Regions from separate parts of the Homo sapiens genome. Here region 2 is linked to region 1. Evidence: read pairs that join two places in POLR2A ChIA-PET (ENCODE). Cell type or tissue: Panc1. All regions are shown on one strand.

Region 1 (2,500 bases):
AATAATTATTTTTAAAAAGCTTATCTTTTCTTTTATTGCTCAGTCTTTTGGGCATTTAAAACCTTTTGTCCATCATATGATCGATGACAAATTTCTTTGTTAGGTTGAGTCAGTCACTGAATCTTGACAATTATTCCTTCAAAATATGTCATGCAACCCTCCACCCAGAATACTTTGAAAACCCTACCTGTATCAGTTAGGCTTAGGTTTGGCTATGAATAACAGAGACCTGAAAAATAATAGCTTAAACATATGACTAGTTTGTTTCTTTTGTAAAAGAAGTCCAGAGGTGGACGATTAAAGGCTGGTTTGGCAGCTCTGCTGTCATCAGGAACCCAGCCTCCTTGTAGTTTCTTACACTGTTAACCCTAAAGTATGGCCCTTGATTTCTGGGTCCAAGATGGCTGCTGGAGTTCTAGCTAAAATTTCCATGTTCCTAACAGCAGGATGGAGGAAGGGATAAAGAAGTGACTGTCCACTCTTAGAGACTTAAATATATCTTAGTTGAACAGGAATATGCCTGGTCAAAAAAATGGAGTTCTGTTACTAAAAGGAAGAGAGGACTGGAGATTGGGTAGGGAATTAGCATTTTTTGCTTTTTTTTTTTTGAGACAGTCTGACTCTGTTGCTCAGGCTGGAGTGCAGTGGTGGGATCTCGGCTCACTGCAACCTCTGCCTCCCAGGTTCAAGTGATTCTCCTGCCTCAGCCTCCTGAATAGCTGGGATTACAGGCATGCGCCACCATGCCCGGCTAATTTTTGTACTGTTTTTAGTAGAGTTTTCACCATTTTGCCCAGGCTGTCTCGAACTCCTGACCTCAGGTGATCCACCCACCTCGGCCTCCCAAAGTGCTGGGATTACAGACAGGAGCCACTGCGCCTGGCCTCTGCTCCTTTATAATTAATTTCTCTGAACCCAGACTAACCTACATACTTTTTGAAACTCTAGGTTTGAGTCCTAGTTCTATCATTTATTTGCTTTGGCATGTTACTCAACCTTTTTGAACTTCAGTTTTCTTATCTGTATAATGGGACTAATATATACTTTATATGTTTGTTAGAGAATTAAATGAAAATACCTCTATGTACCTAGCAATATATACACTATAACTATTAGTTGTTTTTCATTCTCTTCCTTTAGATTTCTCGACTTGGATATCTGAATGAGTGGTGTAAAAAGATGAGAATTAGAGATGGACAAGGAGAAGGATGTATATTCAGTTCAGTATTGAGCATGTGGAGTTTGAGGTGCCCTTGGGACATCAGATGGTGATAGATGTTAGGCAGTTAGATAAACGGGACTGACACTCAAAAGACAGTTCTGACTAGACATAGATATTTTGGATTGTAAGTGTATAGGGGTAGAATTCATCAATCTGGAAGTCTTAGGGAGGATGTATGCAGTTGTACGGTTACTATGTGCGGAGTAAGAAGGCATGCCCTTTAGTGAGTCTCTCTGTAAAGCGTCAAGCCTCAGCTTACTTTCTGGCCTTTTCTTTATTATTTTTATTTTTTTGTGGGTTAAGGAGTGGAAAGTCTAATAGAAGAAAGGAGAGAGGAGAGCAGCTCCTTGAGAGAGAGAGAGAGAGGTCCAAAAAAGGAGGAGGCCATGGACCGCAGCAGATTTTTTTTTTTTTTTTTTTTTTTTGAGACAGAGTCTCGCTCTATCACCCAGGCTGGAGTGCAGTGGCGCGATCTCGGCTCACTGCAAACTCTGCCTCCTGGGTCTACGCCATTCTCCTGCCTCAGCCTCCTGAGTAGCTGGGACTACAGGCGCCGGCCACAATGCCTGGCTAATTTTTTTTTTTTTTGGTATTTTTAGTAGAGACGGGGTTTCACTGTGTTAGCCAGGATGGTCTCGATCTCCTGACCTCGTGATCCACCGGCCTCGGCCTCCCAAAGTGTTGGGATTACAGGCCTGAGCCACCGCACCCGGCCTGCAGCAGATTTTTATATGGAGAAGGCAGTGTCTGATTTACATAGGGCTCACAGATTGGTTCGATCATGCATGACGTCTACAGAGTGTGTGGGGAAGGCTGGTTGCCTCAACCTAATCTTATGCAAATGGGCTTTCCAGTTGATTGGCACCATCCTGTCTGCTCCTTTACAGTACATGTGGCTGGCAGAGAAGGGAAGATGGAGCCGCCATTTTGAAAATGTCTAGTCCTTAGTTTCTGCAGGCATTATCGTGTGCAAGCTCCCAGCTTGCAGGCTGCTCTTTGTTAGAAAATGATTTGGGGCTGCTTTTCATTAAAAAGAACAGCCTTACTGAGGACTCCCATGCCCTTGCTATCTGCCTAAGTAATTCCTTGTTAACTCCTATATCATCATTCCCTGCTCTGGAGTGGCAACCCTAACTGCTGTTAGGGGGTGTTGGGTGATGACTCTTTCTGGCTACTTCCTGCTGAAAAGGGGCATCATGTGGGGATCAGCAGCTAGGGCTCCTCCTGGGGTCAATCTAAGGGTCCTTGGAAGAAAGGCATGTCCGTGTGTGGTTCTGT
Region 2 (2,500 bases), 460 kb after region 1:
GAAAGCAGGGAGCCACCTGCCTTATCCGCTGCCACTTCAGCAGGGCTCCTGGAAGATGGTGGCTGCTCAATACGTGTTTGTTGAGTGACTATCCTAGACCCAAGCTAGAGCTGCTGAAACTGGGTGTGTGGGAGACCTTATGGACATCTGCATTTCAGCAGGCCTTCCAGGGGAGCGGGTGATGAGGGGCTGCGAACACCATGAAGGGGCAAAGGGCCCCAGTTCCTCTGGCTGGGGTGTTTGCTGGGCCTGAAAGCAGAACAGGCAGCTGACTTCGGGAATAGGAGCTCCTCTATTCTCACGCTGTCTTTATTCAACCAACCTCTTTTATAGAAATGGTCCTCTTGGTTTCTAGGACACGAAGCTACTGAATAATCAAGAAATGAAAGATGGGTCCATCACAAACCAGACAATTGCTTGGGACTCCGAGGACGTCCTGTCGGCAGTTCTCAATGCAGAGGAACCCATGTGGATGCGTGGCTTGCGCCTAGGCTGATCCCCGGCCTGGCTCCAGGCGGGCATCACTGTCTGCCCTGTACTCTGCCTTCCCGCCGTCCTCACCAGCTTGGAGGATTCTGAAAGGGAGCCCATGCCTAGGAGGTCTGGCGGCTTCTCCTGCCATCCTATTTCTGGGCCTGGCCACAAGGAGGTTTCCAAGAAGGGCCCTTGGTCAATATCACAGACAGCTCTTGGGTTCCTGAGCTGTGCCTTGTTAGGGCAGACCATAGAATCCAGCCACAGGCACAGGCTATCACCACCACCTGCTCCATGTGGGTCCCTCCTCTGTGTACTGGAGGTGTGAGGACACTGCTGGGGCTCAAGTTACAGGCCCTGTACCCCTCAAAAGACAGAGTCTGACTGCAGAGGGCAAACACTCCACAAAGCCAACTGAAAAGCATTGAGTGGGAAGGCAGTGGGGAGCTCTGAGTGTGACCCCCGTGCCGAGGCATCCACTCAAGGGCTGATGGGTGGGAGAGGCGCTGGGACCTGGGGAGCAGGATGTGGAGATGGGAGTTCTCCTGGGAAGGCAGGTCTTGCAGGGCTTATGGCAGGACGGTACAGAGAAGGGGTCCTGGGAAGCAGGGGACTGGTGTGGGTTAGGTGGGTTGGGTCACTGTTTGGGAGGCGTGACAGTTGTCTCTGCTTTCCGCACGCCTTCAAACTCAATGGCACGAAACTGGAGGGCACAAAGGCCCTCCCCTCAAAACCCCCAAATCGCCCACCATCTCTGCGTCCTGCTACTGGCCACATTTTAAATTGCCCGCCATCTCTGCGTCTTGCTACTGGCCACATTTTAACAAATGATGTTCAGCATTTTTCCCTTTGGGTTTGTCAGAGCAGGGTTGTCCCTGGATGTTCTGTAGGGTCGTTGTGTCGGGGGCAGGGGTGGGGGAGGAGTAAAGGGGTTGCGGGGAGGAAGGGAGGGAAGCACCCTGGGAACTATTTCTACACAAATAACTAGCTATTTTAGTTTCCCTACTGGACTAAATGCCAAGTATCAATTAAAATTTTTTGAAGAAAAAAACAGATGTATTAATTCTTGCTTCCTCCTTTTGTTGGCGGGTCTGCTCTTTGCCATTTGTGAGGCCGTGTGTGGGTGTGAACGTCTGTGTGTGCACATGAAAGGCTGCGTGTGCTGGACACGTGCTGTATCCACACATGTACTCACACCCGGATGAGACGGCACCCTTCACCAATTATGAAACTGCTTCACAAATCCAACCTCAGAAATGACTGGATTTAGCGTTTTTATGGGGTGGGATGGTGAGGCACATCCCCCCCACATGCCGTCTCCCATGAGGACAGAAAAGAGCATCATACTTTATTTTATGACCAAGAGGTCATTCGTCTATATCTGCTCTTGAAAGCCACTGAGGACATTTTGCCAATCACTAGGAGAAACTAAATAAACAGAGCCAAACAGTGTCAGCTCTCTGCGGCTGAGTAATTATGAGGAATTCCTCTTTAAATAGAAGTTTAAGTAAATATAGAAAGATCACTTTACAGAAGGCAGCTCCAGAAGAGATGGGGGAGCGGGGCCACAGGCGACCCTTCCAAGTCAAGGAGAAGGTAAAGGCCGAGCTTGGAGAAACCAGAACCGGAGGGTTTCTGGTATGAAACAGACACGCTTCTCCTTCTTCCGTGCCTGGAAGCAATGTGCCAAGTTGTTTCTGCCTTCATCTTGGCAGGCTTCAATTTCGGATGCTTCATTTATAAAAATGGCTTCTGTTCTGGGCCTGGGCTTAAACCCTGGCCCTGAAGACTCACTCTTGTCCGCCAGCTCACCAGGGCTCTGTCCCATTGGTCACTGTGCTGAGCCTTGGAGGAGGGATGGAGTGTGGGGAACAGGTGGAGCTCGGGAGATCACTGCAAACCGAGAGGAGCCCTTGGTAACGCGTAGTAACTAGTTCGTGATACTGTCGGTTGGTGCTAGGCGAGTCAGAAAGGCCAATGAGCAATGGATGAGTGGAAGATGATTGTTATCCTGGTCTGGGGAGAC

Evidence for each region. ChIA-PET counts read pairs that join two places held together with the same protein. Peaks named below come from ENCODE experiments on the same cell type or tissue, not always from the same donor. Only the 100,000 strongest peaks of a DNase experiment are listed, where the experiment ranks them.
Region 2: POLR2A ChIA-PET joins it to region 1 with 21 read pairs; 2 of 35 experiments call an interaction of 5 or more read pairs at or near these places.

What each region holds. Positions count from the first base shown.
Region 1 is chr18:49,454,055-49,456,554 of GRCh38, reverse strand. All of the region lies in intron 1 of DYM (dymeclin), which reads left to right. Among named protein-coding and RNA genes, the nearest start is that of DYM, 5.3 kb to the left of the region's middle. In Panc1, no CTCF peak of the experiment used is centred here; no DNase peak of the experiment used is centred here.
Region 2 is chr18:48,993,649-48,996,148 of GRCh38, reverse strand. No RefSeq gene overlaps it. Among named protein-coding and RNA genes, the nearest start is that of DYM-AS1, 29 kb to the left of the region's middle. RefSeq lists enhancers at 1-758, 759-1,528. In Panc1, no CTCF peak of the experiment used is centred here; no DNase peak of the experiment used is centred here; H3K27ac peaks cover 490 bases.